Linked DNA regions of Homo sapiens: region 1 is linked to region 2. A link is a loop called in an ENCODE intact Hi-C map of the cell type or tissue named here. Cell type or tissue: Caco-2. All regions are shown on one strand. Links, peaks and the distances in the headings refer to the core of each region. The heading gives the core; the rest is flanking DNA.

Evidence for each region. Hi-C counts contacts between places; a loop is a spot of excess contacts. Peaks named below come from ENCODE experiments on the same cell type or tissue, not always from the same donor. Only the 100,000 strongest peaks of a DNase experiment are listed, where the experiment ranks them.
Region 1: it touches region 2 in a loop (3-fold over the local background); 4 of 110 quality-filtered maps call a loop at or near these places.

What each region holds. Positions count from the first base shown.
Region 1 is chr12:38,885,767-38,897,038 of GRCh38, forward strand. All of the region lies in intron 1 of CPNE8 (copine 8), which reads right to left. Among named protein-coding and RNA genes, the nearest start is that of CPNE8, 14 kb to the right of the region's middle. RefSeq lists a silencer at 6,813-6,892. In Caco-2, for the core only: no CTCF peak of the experiment used is centred there; a DNase peak (open chromatin) is centred at 6,465.
Region 2 is chr12:39,441,220-39,449,500 of GRCh38, forward strand. It overlaps KIF21A (kinesin family member 21A), which reads right to left and starts at 1,901. Exons shown (of 38, transcript NM_001173464.2): 1 at 1,708-1,901. The coding sequence starts at 1,751. It overlaps LOC124902919 (a long non-coding RNA gene), which reads left to right and starts at 5,937. Exons shown (of 2, transcript XR_007063278.1): 1 at 5,937-6,283; 2 at 6,617-7,550. RefSeq lists enhancers at 842-911, 1,730-2,230, 2,512-2,571 and a silencer at 1,532-2,431. In Caco-2, for the core only: a CTCF peak has its summit at 2,075; DNase peaks (open chromatin) are centred at 1,312, 2,142 and 2,502; H3K4me3 peaks cover 3,132 bases.

The DNA of each region.
Region 1 (11,272 bases), core at 3,358-8,357, 550 kb before region 2:
CGGGTGGGAGGTGACTGGATCATGGAGGCAGTCCTCCCCCTTCTGTTCTTGTGATAGTGAGTTCTCAGGAGATTTGGTTGTTTAAAAGTGTGTAGTACTTCCCCCTTCTCTCTCTCTCTCCTGCTCCACCATGTAAAGACGTGCCTGCCTCCCCTTGTGCCTTCCACCATGATTGAAAGTTTCTGGAGGCCTCCCCAGCTATGCTACCTGTACAGCATACAGAACGGTGAGCCAATTAAATCTCATTTCTTCATAAATTACCCCCAGTCTCAGGTAGTTCTTTACAGCAAGGGGAGAACAGGCTAATATAGATGGCTGGGGTTATTAGCTTCATATTTTATAATTCTGGCACCCAAGAAGAGACTGCCAGCTTTTCCCCACTTCAGTACAATCACCAGATCTCATGGACTTGTCATCACCTGGCAGGGTGCCACCTCTGAACAGTCATTACAACTGGGAACCACCAGTTCCACCATTTACTAGCTGTGTAAACTAAAACTCTCTAGGCTTCAGTTTTCTTATCTGTAAAAAAGGAGATGATCATAGTATCCTCCTCATAGAGTTGTTTGAGGAGTAAGTAAGTAAATATAAAGTGCTTAGAGCAAACCCAGCATATAGTAAATATTGGAAAAACTATCTAGAGGCAAAGGCAAAGAGAATAATGTAGAGTGGGTGTGCAATGCCCTAAATTAAGTGATAAAGCCCTAAACTGTGATTAAGGAAAAAGGTCAAATTCATTCGAAAATATTCATTCATGCTTTCTTTCAACACAGATTTATTGGGCATGTATTATGTGCCAGGCACTACTAGAGTAGTGTATGGGAATAGTTAAGCCCTGATCTCAAGTCCACTTTGTAGAAGAAAGAAGAGATGTAATGTGAGCCTAAGGCTGCTCCTCCAAGTTCCTTTTGCCTTCTATGAAATTAAAAGGGGCCAAAGAGCCTCCTGGTAAAATGAAAAATGAATCCTCTTGATATCTTTTTAAGTTTATACTGTCGGCCCAGCCAGGGTCTGGTGGAAGGAATATATAATAGGAAACTCTGAGAGGAATTTCTTTACAAAAGAAGGTAGAGCTCAGATGGGAGACCCAGATTCAGAGACAAAGACAGGCCCACACAGTCTGGAGCCTGGAACTGTGGGGTGTGTGCCCACAGAGCAAAAAAGTTGTGAATATATGGATTTAAAGAAATGACGACACCCAGGGAGTCTTTGGTAAGGAGGACTTCTGACTGAGACTGAACCTAGAAGGACCACATAGAACCACAAAGATCTGGTAAATCAAGAGAGACAAGCACCAGGAGGCAATGAGCAGAGTTACATACAGGGTTACAGGGACAGCAGACAGCAAGGTCTCATGCCAGGCCTTGTAGCAATAGGACATTACTGCAACTTCCCAGTGGCACTGTCAACAGCAATGTTTTAACAACAGCAGTGAAGGCTCCATGGAGGCAGACAGATAGGAAGAGGGGTATATTGAGACCACAGCTGAGATCATTCCCTTGGAGAGATGCTCTCCAGGCAGGGGGTACTAGGCCTGAAAAGCAGCAGCTAGGTTCAGGTATTAATATCTGAAGCCAAAATCCAAGGAAAAAAACTCGACTTCCATCTTACGTAAGTCATTGTAAAATAAATATGAATGGAAATATGCCTTATATGCCTCTAAATAAATGCACAAAGAGATATCTGCTTGGCCTGACCTATTGCTGGGTAAGAAAGTTGGGGTGATTTGTACTTTCTCCTTTGCTCTTTTCAACATAATTTGATTTTTTTTTGCATATTTTTACAACTTTATCTTCATGAAGTGATCTACTGTTTTCCAAATATTTCAGTTGAATATCTGTATAAAAACAAGAATTCCTTGCTAAGCTATTGAAACTTTCAAAACACTTTATTAATATTATCTCAAACAATCCTTATACAACTGTATCAGAAGGAATTTCTATAAACAGAAGCACAAGGAAACTAACTTATCTGAACTCTCAGAGTAAAGTATGGAGTTGCCGTTTAAATCCAGATCTTTCTGGCTCTAAACTTTTGCTAAGCCTGTAATACATTACACCATTCCCTAACTACGTTACAACACTTGAGATTATATATCATTATTTTTCTCAGTCTCTCCTCCTGCCCACTCTAAAAGCAGTAACCACATTTCAGCTCACTTGCTAACAGCTAAGTGGACAATGATCCTCCAAATATTTTACACAATTAGCTAGATTAGCAGTCTTTTAGGGTTTATTGCTTTTCCCAGAGTCAGTGCAATGGATCACTTGTCCAAGAAGCAAGAGCTGATGACTGTGATGTGCCTACAGATCTCCACTAAGTAGAAAGCTGGAGGCTAACATCACTCTACCCAACATCAGCTCACATACTGCTGCCTTCCAAGCACCACTCCCAAAATATATTGATCATATGACTGGATTTTCTAACATTTTGTTCCTTTGTCTATTAGCTGTAGAATAATATGTTGCTTCTATAATGGAGGAAAAGTCATGTATATTCAGGCTCAACATTTCAACATTTCAAAAGAAAATCTTTATCTATATGCAAGGTTGTCTTGAGCCAGCTCTCTTTAAGATGCATGAAATAATACATAGGCTATGACAATGAAAACAATAACATGCTTGTAAAGGTAAGGCTAGATTGGCAAGGTTGGTTTTTTTCTTCCTCCAGATTTTAAGCAATATCTTCTGTAATTTCTTTGGACCATTGGACAATTCAGAAGTACCTAGGAGTAATCTGAGATTTGCAGACTCAATAACAGAATTTAAACAGAAGAAGGAACTAATCCAAATGGGAATATGTAGGTCAGCATAAATGATCAGCTGAGATACAGGAGAATGAAAATGACTTCCTAATATGTATGTTTCATCCTTATCAGAAGTGAGTAGAACAGAAGTGTGCCCTGACTCAAAGGCTCTCATCTCGGCCCCAAAACCAACAAAACAACAATGGAAACAAAATCTCAGTAGCAGCCCATCCTACCTACAGTTCTACAAGTCCTAAAAAAACCACTGAATGAAACAGGCATAGGCAATTGCTTCGCTATGTCTCCTTCATCCTGCCTTTTTACAATTGATTTTTTTTCAACTCAATTAATACTATACTCTTTCTGGCCTTCAGGCCTTCCAGCCATGGTTCCTGTTCATATGTGATGTGCCTTTCTTCTACTAACGTTCCTTTCTTCAACTATATATTGAATAAATAATTATCAAGCACTTTCTATATGCAATACACTGGACTAGAAGCTAAGTGGGATGCAAAGCTGAATAAGACATGATTCTTATCCTATGAGAATTTACAGTTTAATAGCTGTCTGACACTCATTCAAATGTTGATTCAACCAGCACTAGGTTATTAAGTGCCAGATAAAGGATTTAGTGTTGGAGACCATGATATGAACACATTGGGCTCCAGGCCCTAGATTATTTATATTCCATTAAGGAGACAGATTTATAAACAAATATGTGCAGTGAAATGTGGAATATGTATAATAAATTCATTACAAATTAGAGAAAGGGAGGGGTGGGCAAGTCAATCTGAAGGATCAGGAAAAGTCTTCATAGTATGAGTGATGCTTGAACTATCGGCAGAGTCCATCAGGTGAGATAACAACGTGAGGCCAAACTGTTCCTACCAGAGAGAACCACAGTGTGAACATCATGGTTTTCTCAGGAAACACAGGTGTCTGAAGTGACTTAGAGTTTAGGAAAGAGTTTAGAGGCAAAAGTGGAGAAGGGGAGGGTGGTGGGACATAGAGAGAAAGAGATGAGGCTGAAAATTTAAGTCAGGGTTTGGAAGATCCTGATGACTCATTATACAGGCAACTAGAGGGTCTTAAACAAGGGAGTAATAGTATGATGTCATTTGCCCTTTTTGAGTACAACTCTACCAGCTCAAAGTACAGGATTCCTGGCGAGGAGGAGAAGGTTGGCCAGAGATTGTGAGGTTGGAAGAGTCAAGGAACTTGTGCATAGTCTTTGCATGGGTCAGACTGGCCTGGACCTAGTTAGCAGAATGGTCAGCCATGTTAAAGAGACGATACGGAAGTAGAAGGAATGGGAGGATGAGGCCTGAGGCTCAACTGACAGAAGTTTTACTGGGGTATTGGGGGCATAGAGAAAATGATGGGGAGGACTTAGTCCCTTGTAGGAAAGCAACCTAGAATTTTCAGGAGTGCCCATAAGTAGTTCGCAAAACCTCTGAAGCAATTTTGATGGTGCCTCTTGTTGACAATAGCTGGTTTAGACCATGCTGCCAAAATGAAAATGACACAACCACACAACAGTTGCATTTTTTAAATCACAGCATTTTATATATGTGCTGGAAATTGTTCATCAATCATCATCATCTTCACCTTGTATTACCATTTATTGACCTCATTGAAACAAAGTGGCTTTATAATTTTCTTTTTTTTTCCTAATTTTATAGCTATAGCCACTAATGAGGTCTGTTTCTCTGGAAAGACTTGATGTAATCAGGGATGACAACATTTTAGGCTAAATATAATCAACTGAGCACTTAGATACTTCAGCTGTTACAAGCACTTAGGAAATTACTTAGGCCATCCAAGGAAACTTTATAGCCAGACAAGTGTAGGAAAGACATGATTTATGGATAGTGACTTGACTTAAGTAAACTTCCTCATTTTTAACTTGAACATGTGTAAACAAGTTCTGTCTTTTCCTTTTTTTATAGAAAGCATTGTTTTCCATCTTCTCATCCTTGACACTTTTCTTTAGTTGGATTTTGACTTTTCTAAAATTTTATTTTACATTGTGTGGCACAAAATTTAAATTGGTGATAAAAAAAAATACAGAGTCTGGAAGAAGTACATTAGCATATAAGCAAATTTTTGCTTCCTCAAGTGGCCAGGCCACCAAACAGCTCTTCTTACCCTAAATTATACCCAAGTGAAACCATCACGTGCTGCTGCACTTTATTAGTTCACCAAGTACTTTAAGACATATTTTTCCCCAAGACAAAAGTCTTCCTTGAGTAAAAGATATGTTCACTTATTTTTCTACTTAGGTATTTTATATAGGATATCACACATGCAAATTGTCTCCTTTTTTTGGGTAGTATTCATGCCCAGATTAAGCGAATTATCTGTCAACATTTTTATTTATATATATACATATATATATATGTATATATATAAAATATTTTTTTTGAGAGAGAGAGAAAGAGTCTCACTCTGTCACCCAACCCAGAGTGCAGTGGCATAGTTTCGGCTCACTGCAACCACTGCCTCCTGGGTTGAAGAGAATCTCCTGCCTCCTCGCCCTCCCAAGTAGCTGGGATTATGGGCACCCACCACCATACCTGACAAATTTTTGTATTTTTTAGTAGAGATGGGGTTTTACCCTGTTGTCCAGGCTGATTTCAACCTCCCAACCTCAAATAATCCACCCACCTCAGCCTCGCAAAGTGCTGCGATTATAGGCATGAGCCACTGCGCCTGGCCAAATTATCCGTCAATATTTAGAATGTACTGTGGCCACCTCTAAAATTAGCTTTGCTCTGCTTGAGGACAATGTGTTTTAATTTAAATTTATTTGTTTCTCATTTCTTCACAAATAAAACTTTGTAGAACGTTATATAAACAAAGATTAAATAATTATATCTTTACTGAATAGCAAAATCAGGCAGGCATTTCAGTGTTCTCACTAAGTGTATAAACTAATTTTTTTTTTTTTTGAGACGGAGTTTTCACTTTTGTTGCCCAGGCTGGAATGCAATGGCACGATCTCGGCTCACCACAACCTCCACTTCCCAGGTTCAAGCAATTCTCCTGCCTCAGCCTCCCTAGTAGCTGGTATTACAGGCAGGCGCCACCATGCCGGGCTAATTTTGTATTTTTAGTAGAGACAGGGTTCCTCCATGTTGGTCAGGCTGGTCTCAAACCCCCAACCTCATGTGATCCGTCCGCCTCGGCCTCCCAAAGTGCTGGGATTACAGGCGTGAGCCACCACAACCAGCCAATATAAACTAATATTTTTAAGGGTATAAACATATAATGTATAAACATATTCAAATTCATAGATGTCCACATTCATTCTTCCAATCTATCAAGTGGCAAACATTTATTGAAAACCTTTCATGTGCAAAGCACAAAGTCTGGTTTTGTAATAATCAATGATAAAACAAATAGATATTTTTAAACTTGGTTGGGGAGACAGGCGTGCAAAAACCTAAAAAATTTTAAGTCAAAATAAAACAAAAAGAATGTACAAGAAATGTTGTCTGGGAACTCCAAGGAAGCAACAATTAATTCCAATTTCAAGAATCTAGTAAAATATCACAAATTGCACTGAGTGAGGTAAATCTTGACAACCAGGCAAGGAGAGCCACAAATGGGGGAAAGGCTTCTCAGGCTGTAGGAAAGTGTCAACAAGGGTGGAGAAAGGGAAGACACAAAGGAACGTGGGGATTAACACCTAGTCCACTTTGGCTGGTGCCCATGTCTGAGATAAGGCTGGGAAAGGAATCTGGGCAGGATGAGTAAGTACTCTGAACACATGCTAGCATACTTGGACTTTACTCTGTAAACAAAGGGGACACGCTGAAACAGTGGAAGTTTCTGCAAAGAAAAATCATGCAATTCAACCTTTGTTTACAAAGCTAACTAAACATGTGAAGCTCACTACATGTGTGAAGAAGAGGAAAAATGATTACTTCTTGAGCCAGAGTGGAGACAGCAGAAATGGAAAGGAGGTGACCGACACTTTGGAGAATGGAATAAACAAGTCTTGGTGACTGATAAGGTGATTTTAAAAGTACCGAAACCATTCATAAAGCTTATGAAATATAGTAAGTCAAGCATTATAATGGTAGGGAAGTAATAGCATACATGACTCACAGTGTTGGCTTATTTCATTTTGAAAGTCAACTGTTCCAGAAAGCCCAGGTAGCCCACACTCAGTGACAACTGATCAGAGGAAGCACACAAGACTGAATCCATCTGACAATTTTACTAAAAACTCTCTAGTTGCCAAAGAGACCTAAATGATTTTTTAAAAGTAACATATTAGAAAAGTAAATTACTGAAAAGGCACCGATATCTATTCATATCAAACACTGTTCATTTCCATGAATACAGTTTGTTATAGATTTCTGTTGAGAGAAAAAACTAGAACAGCAACAGCAGAACTTGACAACTCTTGGGGAGAATATTAAGGAAAATGAGGACGTTGAAATAGCAAGTAGTTGGTGTTAGAAATAATCTAACATAATAGTTCTTTAAAAAAAAAACCTTAGACACTTGAATTAGAGCCTACATTTTTAAAGTCTCATGATCACACAAAGGTTTAAGAGCCTATGTCTAGAAAATCAAGTGTAATATGGCAACAAAGTTAAACTGTTTGGAGGAAATTAAGGTTTTCTAAATATATGTTAACACTGTCAGAGGTGTTTGAACCAGAGCAACTCCATCTTGAATAGGGGCTGGGTAAAATAAGGCTGAGACCTGCTGGGCTGCATTCCCAGGAGGTTAAGGCATTTAGTCACAGAATAAGATAGAAGTTCAGCACAAGATACATGTCATAAAGACCTTGCTGATAAAACACACTGCTATAATGAAGCTAACCAAAGCCCACCAAAACCAATATGACAATGAGAGTGGCCTCTGGTCATCCTCACTGCTACACTCCCACCAGCGCCATCACAGTTTACAAATTCCATGGCAACATGAGCAAGTTACCCTCTATGTTCTAAAAAGGGGAGGCATGAATAATCCACCCTTGGTTTAGCATATAATCAAGAAATAACCATAAAAATGGGCAACCAGCCACCCTGGTGCTGCTCTGCCTATGGGTTAGCCCTTCTTTTATTCCTTTACTTTCTTAATAAACTTGCTTTCACTTTACTGTATAGACTCACCCTAAATTCTTTCTTTCACGAGATCCAAGAACCCTCTCTTGGTGTCTGGGTCGGGAGCCCTTTGCAGTAACAATACTACTCCTTTCCCTATTACTTTTTCTTCACAAACCTTCTTTTATTTAAAAAACTCAAAGATAATAAATAACTTTTACTCTATATCTGCAATTGTTCTGATTAAAATTAAAATTCATATTTCAATATCATTTTAAATACACTAGAGGAATTGTCTATCTAAAGACATTCTGAGATAAATATTTTGAAAGTAAAATAGCCTTTTTTGTTTGTTTTATTAAAGATAAATTATCACCACTAGTTTACAATGGGCTTTGACAATCACATTATTTCCTTAAACTGAAGTATGTCCCCATTTTATTTTAAGGTCCTGCTTCTCCAATCATAAAATTATGAACCTCCAAGTAATATCATAGGTCATCTTGACCAGAGACTCAACCTTTCTATAGGATCTAAGATCCAGTGAAGTGGCATGATTGTCAAAGTTCACAGAGCTAGTTCCAGAAACAAAACAGATGCTGTTTCTTTGCTGAAGTGTTCCACAAGGAAGCAAGATGCCATATATATGACATTCCAATGGCACAGTGATTTAAGTGAAACAAAGAAAATAAAGCCATTATAAGATATGTCTTAAGTTAAAAAATCAATCATCTTTTAGGTAGTATACTTCAAACTTTTCCCAAAAAAATTTTTTTAATTTACTAATTTAAATTATCAATTAAGAGAGAAATTCACTAGTAACTTGATATTGATTACGCCTCCTTTCCCCAATGCCTACAAGAGGCTTTGGATGAAACCACTGGCATAAAAATCAATTGTAATCAACTTTCTAATATCTCTGCTTCCATAATTAATTTGAGAGTGGAGATACCAAGATAAGTCAGATAATAAGCTATATCTAAAATCGTAGGTAATTGAGATGGGTTTAGCAAATACATTTATTATTCTAGTGTAGTTCCCACGTATCCCTTAGTCTCACGTGCTTGCTCTCACTCCAGCTCACTCTCTCTCTCTCTCTCTCTCTCTCTCTCTCTCTCTCTCTCTCTCTCTCTCTCATATTCTTTACTTATAGCTTGGAAACATGAAAACCTATTTAAGACATTAAAGAAAAATGTTTGTGTTACTTTCAATTACCAAAAAATCTACAAATAGGAGTACATTTAGATAAAAGAGTACTCCTTTATAGGAGTACATTTAGATAAAAGAGGATTGTAGGAATGCTCAGAGTTATAGGAGATGGATGCAATAAGAAGGATCTGCAGACAGTGAGAAACAATTACATTTCTCAAAATGATTATAAAACCACTATTATGCTAAGGCAGAGACACATGTTGGTTTCAACCAGTTATGGCAATTATAATCATATCTCTGGTTCATTACACTCTCTGACATTTGAGATTGTTCTTAATAAAATTAATGTGTCACTTGTTACTTATTTTACATACATAGAGAGCATGAAGCTAATTAGCAAGGTAAGAAAAAATTGACTTTTACAAACTCATGCCACAATTCATATAGCTCAGAATAATGTACTGATATTAATATCGAAGTAGTTATTTTATTTACATGAAATTCTGAAGAATGAATTTGCCATGAAGGGAAACTCTGGAATTAAGTATTACTGAAAAGCTAGCAAGTTAAACGGTGACTTCCCCAGTGCTAAGAAAGCACTGGACTGAAATTGTAGGGCCTGAGGTCAATTCTCAATTCCACTGGTAAATTTGAATGTCACATAGTCATTTCAATTAACTTTTCTTACTTTTCATTTGCCCAGACTATCACCTCTCTCCAGTATTTAGTTTTCATCTCACCCTGCCTGCTGATTTCTAGCTAAATAGTCTTCTCATTACTTAATTTCCTACATCTTCATTAGGTAACTCAGCATCAGAAAAAGATAAGAATCAATACTGGAAATAAAACATCACATGGTTAAAGTTTATGCCACTCCTATGAATTGCTCTACTCAAAGCTCTCACCAGTAGGGAACAGAAAAACAGGAAAGCATTCTGTGTTTTGCATCCTCAGAGAAATATATCCTTTGTGGTAGAGTAGTGTTGATATGATCTATTATAATTGCATCTCCTAAGCTTTATAATTTCTTTTAGTTACTAACACACTGGTATTGACAGAAAAGAGCTCCACTCTTCAAGCCGACAATAAAGAATTTATGGAAGAACAACATAATATAGCTAATGGTCATAAGCTTATGCTTAGGAATTAGACATATATGGATAGGAACTCAACTTTGCCACTTACTAGATACGTGACTTAAACCAAATTACTTATACTCTCTCTAAACCTCAATTTCTTCACTTGTAAAACAGGACATAACATCACCTCTTTTCAGAATTGCAAGGATTGAATGAATTAGCCCACATTAACCACTTTATACATTGTCTGACAAAGAGTTAGATTTTGAGATTAATTTAAAGAAAATAGATGGCAAATATCCAAAAGTTGCATGTTTCTTGGCTTCATTAAAATAGCTTATATTTGAATTCGTTTACTGTCTAATAAATAGAAATATTTGCTGGGGACTATCAGTGATATTTTGTTTCTTCAGAGTTTCAGAAAATCAGCTGATGATTCCCTCAGAAGGTCTGCAACATTATTCTTCACAGAATAAACCTGACAAAAACCCTCACAATTTGAACAAGAATGTCTGGTAGCTAATGGTCCTGGCTGGAGAGGCACTAACACTGAATGTTGTCATTAAGTTTGCCAATATTAAGGTATTGTGTATCAGGGAGTGAACATCATTGGTCCCTGGGTCAGGCACCTTTTAAATACATCCTATTTTATTACAGGCAATAACTACTTGCCTTACCTCAGCCTGTATTGGCAACTACAGCAGTATCTGTTTTATCATGCCCAACACAAAACAGCTGTCTTAAATATCAGCCCGTTGACTTTATTGAGCAGATACAAGAATGTTCTTTTGTTCTAAAACTTGGTTATTATAGCAGACTACCTCCTACCTGTCAAATCCCACATGACTGATTGTGTCTTGGCAGAAGTGGGCCTATGGGGTGGAATCTGTAGAAACTGAGTGTGCATTTACAAATCCACACTATTCTAACGACTGTTTTATTCCACACTCTCTCCACATTGAATTAATCAGCATGGGATAACATGCAGCTTTATCACTGTCACCTTGGTTCTATGTTTCTGTGGCTCCCCAAATTGACTATAAATTTTTCCAAAGTACAGATACCTTCTTCTATGTTGCTGTGTGCCACACAGTAAAATGCTGAAGAACCTGGGATAAGACTAATAGCCAGTTAGTGCTTTTCTTGTGACAGGCTGGGCATTGTACAGACTTTATTTCATTTACTCATCCAACAACCTTGAAATTTTGGTTTTTAAATAATTTCTATGTTAC
Region 2 (8,281 bases), core at 1-5,000:
TATTTATCAGTCAGCATCACTTTAGGGTCATCCATGGCTCTACAGGCAAAGAAGCATCGGATTTAACAGAATGGTCAACAAACTGCCTTGTGATAGTCTAGAGAATTCACATATAAAAATCTCAAACGTCTAAAAACAGACAAATTGTCTGTTTTCAGTAATATTTTATGCACCTTCTTCACTTTCCTTGATCAGATCTCCTAACAAAATTGCCTCTTATTGGGTTTTCTGTCTTTTTCCTTCCCCTTTCTCCACCCTGGTGCAGTCATTAACTGGTATTAAAGGGCCAAAAGAGAGGTAGTAGCAGTGAATAGGAGAAACAGACTAATCTAACAATTGGATAAGTAGCCCTAGAATAACGAAGAAGGCCTAATTAAAACTTCAAAAGCCTTATAACAGGTGATTCTAACCAGTCATAAAACTGTCACCTCCCTGGGTGGTAAAAAAAAAAAAAAAAAAAACACTTAAAAACTCATTTTATTATTTAAGTTAATTAAAGATACAAAGTATACGAAACAGCCATTACTATGCCTGACCCAAGATGTGTCACTAAAATAGTAACTATAGAAATGTTTAGAGGGGAGAATTTTTAGAATAATTTTCTGGAAAGACTACAAGACTGGGAGATTGTTAATAGTTCCTAATTCCTTGGAGTGTAGATTATTTTTATAATCCTTAAAGCATAAATAAGGAGAAGTGAATTAACAGTAGACTCTCAGAGCTGTGAAAGCCACGCACTTACTCTAGGATGAATGCTTCATTAATTTTTCACACAGTGTGATGATGTTGCAATTTTCCATGAGCAACTATCAGAGCTTTCCTTCTTGATAAGTATCAAAACAGCCGAAATTACATCGAATACTCGTGCCTGTCATTGGCCGAAATATAATTTCAATACTAGGATGTACCTAGTATTTCCAGACTCACACCCTGGCCTGGGTAACGTTACGATTACATTGTATCCACCCTGCCTAATGTCAGTATGTTTCACACAGTCACCCATTTCACCCTTCCTCTGGCTAAAGAGTTTTCCTCCTTCTGTAGACCTCTCCCCAGTGGATTTTACCTTAAATTCCACTCCCATTCCAACACCCAAGAGGCTAGATCTGTCTCCTCTACCCACACGCGGGGGCATGTCTAGATCCCCGTGATGCTGAAAAAGATGTCTCATTTGCACAGACATCAGAACCCGAGTGGGCGCGCGGCGGGCCCTGCGGTCGCCGGCGCTGATAGTCAGATGCTTTGTCTCCTGCCTGGGAAGGCCGGAGCTGCATGGACACGTATGACAGACATTCTAGAACTAATAAAAAAGAACACCACAGCCCCGCGCACAGGCAGCTCCTCCCGGACAGGCGATAGCCCAAGGCGGCCAGACCTGAGGTGACTGATCCCGCGAGGGGACGGAGGGGAGTGACGAGGGCTTTTCCCCCAGAGAAGTCAAGACGCCCCCCAGGGACCCGGCGCCGCGCAGCCGCCAGCCACCTGCAAACACAGACGGCGTGAGGGCGGCGCAGTCGCCCTGCCAGCACCCGGCCGCGCGTGCCAGGCCAGCGGGGACTCACTGCCTCAGTTTCCTCAGCCGCAGAACCCGGCCGGGACGCCCCTCAGGTCGCTCCACCCCGGTAGCCGGTGCTCCGCGCCACAGCCAGGTCCTTGCCGCGCCCTCAACCCGCCGCCCGCCGCCCGCCGCCGGCAGACTGTCCTCACCTGACAGCCACCCGCACGGAGCTCTCGTCCGGGGCGCCCAACATGCTGGCGGCGGGCAGCGATCGAGCCGTTGGGCCTCGGCACCGCAGAGCTGAGGCGCCACTGGGGCCGCGGGACTCGGGCGCAGTAGGCTGGGGCGTCTGCGGGCGGGCGGCCGGCTCACCTCCGCCGCGCTCCAGCCATGTTGGGCGACTGAATGGAAAGGTGGCGGCGGCGCTGAGGCAGCAAGAGGAGGAGGTGATTCACGGCTCGCGGGCGCCCGCCCCTTCTCCACCGCTCACCCCCCAGGATCTGGGGCGGGGACAAAGCGCGCTTGAACGGCGAGCGCGCCTGTGGAGAAGCCAACAGGCCGCCAGCGGCCTCAGGGCGGCCGGGTGAGTGCGCCCTGCCCCCTCCGGTGGGGACGCGGCCTCCCAGCGGCCAGGCTGGGGACTCCACGCCCGCCAGGGCGCTCCGGGCTCCTCGCCCCGCACTGCGTCAGCCGCCGCCGCGCGGCTCAGCCCCACCTCGCCCTCCCCCAGCCTGCGCCCCGCCCTGCCCTCGTCGGGACACTGCCTGGCGCTGCTGGGCAGGGAGGCGAGGGGGAGGGATGCCTGCCGCCGGCTGCCCTCGCCCGAGGGCGACCAGCCTGTGCGCCCTTCCAGGCTCTTCTGGGAGAAGGAAGCAGCTAGTGCACGCGCTGCTGCCAGGTCCCTTCTCAAATCGAAGCTTGATTCAGCGGCGCGCCGGGAGCCAGGCAGCTGCTGCTGCGGTTCGGCTTTGTGTCCCACGCATAGCCTTATTGTCCTCTCTGCAGCTTGGACTTTGACCCCCTTCCCTAGCCCCCAGCTGAACGCCCTCCCTCCTCCCTCCCCGGAGTCAGTCATTCATGCTAAACGGACTCCCAGGTTTGTCCACTGTCTCTGGACAGCTGGGCTGTTCTACAGTTCATCGCCCGTTTACCAGCTCGGGTGGGATATGGAAATGATTTATTCGAGACTCCTGAATGCTTTTCTGTTCAATCATTTGTACACTGGTAAATGAACTGCACCCTGGTACTGCCAAGTGTTCCCAGAACTGAATATATCCACCAAGACCTGCTGTGTAGTAAATCCTTCCAAACTGATTTTCTTTCCCTTCTGGCCTTTAAAAAGCACCTCCCAATCCCAGGATTCTCTCAACATTGACCCATTGTGGTTTCTGTTTGTCACTATTGTGCTTCCACATGCCTTCAGATAGCTCTGTGGAAACAGCCTTTATTAGCTTTGCCACAGAGTATCTTTTGTGGACTGCTCCATACATCTCTATAAACAAACATGTGGCTTCATACGAAATAGTATCACAAATTAAATGGCACTATCCAAATAAAGGCACTACCTCAAATGCCTGCAATCTACAATCACATACCTAATCATCTTGTTCAGCAGTGATACAGCAGTGTGGCTCAGAGAAGGCTGCAACACTATGGGAAAAACAAGAAGTGTTTGATGATTTAAACCCATGGGAAGGCCGATGGGGTATATAATTATAGATAGTTTTAAATTTATTCTGTCCCTTAATCTCACTACCCCTAAATCTTAACAGACATGTAACTGGGAGGTAAAGAGGGCAGAGATGCTGAGTATCCTTCTATAGATCAAATTGGTGGGAAAGCTCTCCTCTGGCTACTCTTTGGAGGGCCTTTCCTAGCCTCAAAATTTATCCATCAACAAATCAGAGCTGCATTTCACCCTGCCCTGGCAAGCCCATATCTGGGTGGATCTGGGCTGGCCACCTTGCTTCTTTTGTTGATGAAAGCTGCAAGGAAAGCAAGAATGGCCCAGCACATTTAACAAGAAAACTAAAGAGAAATTTGTATAATTAAGACCCTCTTTTTAAAAAAAGTTCTTTTTTATTTTATTTTATTTTGAGACAAAGTCTTGCTCTGTCACCAGGCTGGAGTGCAGTGGCGTGATCTCGGCTCACTGTAACCTCTGCCTCCCGGGTTCAAGCGATTCTTCTGCCTCAGCCTCCTGAGTAGCTGGGACTACAGGCGTGTGCCACCATGCCCAGCTAATTTTTGTATTTTTAGTAGAGACAGAGTTTCACCGTATTGGCCAGGCTGGTCTTGAACTCCTGACCTTGTGATCCACCCGCCTCGGCCTCCCAAAGTGCTGGGATTACAGGCATGAGCCACCACACCCAGCCTATTTTATTTTTTGAGACAGTGTCTCGCTCTGTCATCCAGGCTGGAATGCAATGGTGTGATCTCAGCTCACTGCGACATCGACATCCTCCTCCGGGGTTCAAGGGATTCTCGTGCCTCAGCCTCCGGAGTAGCTGGGATTTCAGGCATGTGCCAACACATCCAGGTAATTTTTGTATTTTTAGTAGAGATGGGATTTCACCATGTTTACCAGGCTGGTCTCAAACTCCTGACCTCAAGTGATCCGCCCACCTCAGCCTCCCAAAGTGCTGGGATTACAGGCATGAGCTACCTCACCTGGCCAAAAAAAGTTCTCATTTTAAATAACAATAGTATACATATATGTCTCAGTAAGGGGAGTCACAAACACAAATGCCTACAGGAGCCAGGCAGGTAGCTCAAAAGAGCAGAGCAAGATGAATACTATGATAAAGGTGAGGACTATCATAAAATAGAGACACAGGCCCCTTCCAAAGGTGGTGGCCATCCTCAGCTCTGGCTGAATATTGCCTTGATGAAATGCAAATCCAATGCTGCCAAGATTTTTATTTCTTGTATGTATGTTGCTTCTCAAGAAAAAGAGAAAAACAGATCTTTATGAAAAAACTCCTTAGTTTTAAACACCAACGACTAATTCAGCACAATATTTACATATGCTGCAAACCAGACAAAATATGTCTCAGGCCAACTTTAGTCCCAAGACACCAGGCTGGAACTTCTGGACAAAATATTAGCACCAATAACAGCTGTGGCTTTGGGTTCATATTGCACATGGTTTCAGGAAGAGGCAGTGTAGAAATTCAAATTCTCATTAATGACCTAGTCAGTAATTTTTCCCCAAATTTCTAAAGTTGTAAAATTAACATACTATTTTGTATTTAGTTCCAATTCATTTACAGCTGCTATAACACCTTTCCTTATGACTCCTCTTTTTTTTTTTTTTTTCTGAGATGGAGTCTCGCTCTGGAGTCTCGCTCTGGAGTCTCACTCTTTCGCCCAGGCTGGAGTGCAGTGGCACCAACTCGGCTCACTGAAAGCTCTGCCTCCTGGGTTCACGCCATTCTCCTGCCTCAGCCTCCCGAGTAGCTGGGACTACAGGCACCTGCTACCACGCCTGGCTTAACTTTTTGTATTTTTAGTAGAGACGGGGTTTCACCATGTTGGCCAGGATGGTCTCGATCTCTTGACCTCGTGATCCACCCGCCTCGGCCTCCCAAAGTGCTGGGATTACAGGCGTGAGTGACCGCGCCTGGCCATGACTCCTCTAAATAATCTTAATTTCTTAATTTCAAGAAAGTTCCAAGGGAAGAGCTTTTACTGCAAGAGTGGTTTAAGTCTTATTCCAATCATTGACTCAATAAATATTTTAAGTGATTATATGCAAACAAAGTGAGGGACAACAGTGATTTAGAGAAGAATAAGACAATGTCAGTGCTTACAAGGAGTTTACTGTCTAGCACAGGAAGATATGTTTGAAAATACTAAATGGAATAACAGAAATTACGAGAGAAATACGATGAATTTTACCTGGACGGGTAAGGAATTCTTCAGATATAAACTGCACAGGATGGTCTCCCTGAGTCCACTCTTGCCTTCATATTGCAGGAATAATGTTTTTGTTGGTTTTTTTTTTTTTCTTGAGACAGAGTCTCACTGTTGCCCAGGCTGAAATACAGTGGGGCAATCTTGGCTCACTGCAACCTCTGCCTCCTGGGTTCAAATGATTCTCCTGCGTCCAAATGATTCTCCTGCGTCAGCCTCCTGAGTAGCTGAGATTACAGGCACCCACCACCATGCCTGGCTAATTTTTGTATTTTTAGTAGAGACGAGGTTTCGCCATGTTGGTCAGGCTGGTCTCGAACTCCTGACCTCAGGTGATCCGCCTGCCTTGGCCTCTCAAAGTGCTGTGATTACAGGTGTGAGACACTGTGCCTGGCCAGAATAATGTCCTTTTAAACATAAGTCATTTATGTCATTTCTCTGCCTGAAACCTTCCAATGGCTACTAACACAAATAGAATAAATTATTCTACACTTTAAGACCTTCACACACTGTCCCTGCCCCAACTCTGACCTCACCTTTTGCCACTCTATACCTTAACAACTACTTTTTGGTGAGACTGGTTTTCTTTCTATTTCTGGAACTCATAAAGTTCTTTCCTGCCTGAGGGTCTTTGCACTAGCTATACCCTCTCCCTGGAATGTTCTTTCCCCAGACCTTCCCATCGTTGGCTTTTTTTTTTTTAATTTCTAGGTTATCAGTTTAAATGCTGTCTTCTCAAAGAGGCCTCTCTTGATCACCCAGTCTAAAATAGCACCCCCACAAAGACCAGCTACCTGATTTGCACAACCCGGTACAAAATGAAGATGTGAGGGATCTTGTAAGAAAAGGAAGATAAAAATGATATGAAAGGTACGAAAATAGAAAGTTTTTCCCCTTCCTTTAAGCTCTCTTGTGTCACGGTGTTTTTTATTTGCTATTTAATGTCATTCTCCAGAAAGAAAAGTTAAAGTTTTAGATATTTCCATGACTTTCTCCATTCATCTTTATAGTGTACAATGCTGGTTTTAAGTATCAACAGAAGAGCATTTAACTCTTACATGGGATTATAAAAATTATACAACTTATTTCATAATTCATACATGCATTTTATTCTTAACAGTAGAAACACTGCACAAAACTAACTCAACTGTTTTTATTTCATACACACATATGCTAATAACATTTCCTACCTTTGACTTACAGATTAATAAGGAAGAACTGAAAAGAAAGGAAACTACTCTGTCCCGTCTTTACCTTTCCTTTTACTGACATGGTTTGGCTCTGTGTGCCCACCCAAATCTCACCTTGTTTGTGATAATCCCCATGCATCAAAGGACAGGACCAGGTGGAGATAGTTGAATTGCAGGGGCAGTTTCCACCATGCTGTTCTGATAGTGAGTGAGTTCTCATGAGATCTGATGGTTCTGTAAGGGGCTTATCCCTTCACTTGGCACTCATTCTCTCTCTTGCTACCCTGTGATGAGGTGCCTTCCACCATGATTTTAAGTTTCCTGAGGCCTCACCAACCATGCAAACCTGTGAGTCAAACCTCTTTCCTTTGTAAACTACCCAGTCTTTGGTATTTCTTGATAGCAGCATAATAAGGGACTAATACATTACATCATCACTTTTGGAGTTAATGGCTGGCTGCTACAAGAATTAATGAAAGAAGAAAAGAATAAGACTGGGTTCTTTGGTCATCTTTCAGAATGTCATTGCCTTCTTTTTGCATTGGAAGTGTTAAAGTAAACTATGGCCTGAGAAGGACTCTGTACTTCTATATTTGAGTCCTTGTGGATGAACTGTAACCTAGCTTAATAGACAAAATTGAAAACCTAACTTGGTAGCATGTACCTGTAATAATAGCTGAGTGTTGGCCAATCCCAGCAGCCATACTTCAACCACTCATAGACTGCAGAATGTGCAAACTGCATTCAAATAAGGCAAACACCGAGTAGTAACCCATTTCACTGTTTCTGTACCTCACTTCCGATCCCTGTACATCACTTTACCTTTTTTGTCTATAAATTTGTTCTGAACACGAGGCACCCCTGGAGTCTCTATTAATCTGCTGTGATTCTGGGGGCTGCTCGATTCGCAAATTGTTCAATGCCCAATTAAACTCCTTTAAATTTAATTCGGCTGAAGTTTTTCTTTCATCAGAAGCAAGTTCTGGTTTGAGAGAAGCATGGCTTCTAAACATATCAGCATTCCTGCTTCCTCCGTGGAAGACATAGAACATTTATCTCACACTGGCTTTGAATCTCACTGAATTCTCCAGGGTGGTGATTCAACTGGAATTCCATGCTCATGAGAGATCACAAATGCTACATAAGAATGGCATGGCAAGGAACAGAGGACATACATGTTCTACATATGTCTTCTGCTTATTCATATGTCACAGTGCCTTATCAAACCACACTTATAAAACACAAGTCAGAAGATAAAATTAAGAATTTCAAGACAATGACAGCAGAATATTATTAAACCAAGAGTGTGGCCCTTCTGAACAGAAGGCTCTGTGTAACTGTACTGATCTCTGACCCTGTACACTCAGTTATGAACTATCATATCAGTATTTTATTTCTTCGTAGCCCTTATCACTAGCTGATATTGTCTTATTTTTTGTTTATTGTCTGCCTCCCTGAATTTGAATATGAGATCCAAGATAGCAGAGAACATTTCTGCTTTATTCACAGATATTTCTGTAGTTCCCTCAACAGTCTGACATGTAATTTAATGTCTGACACATATTAGGGGTTATTAAATATTAGCTGAATGACTATATGTCTTTGGACAAATATGAGCCCTTTCTAGTCTCAGTTTTTTATAAGTAAGTAATGTACTTCCAAGCTTATTGAGTTGTTT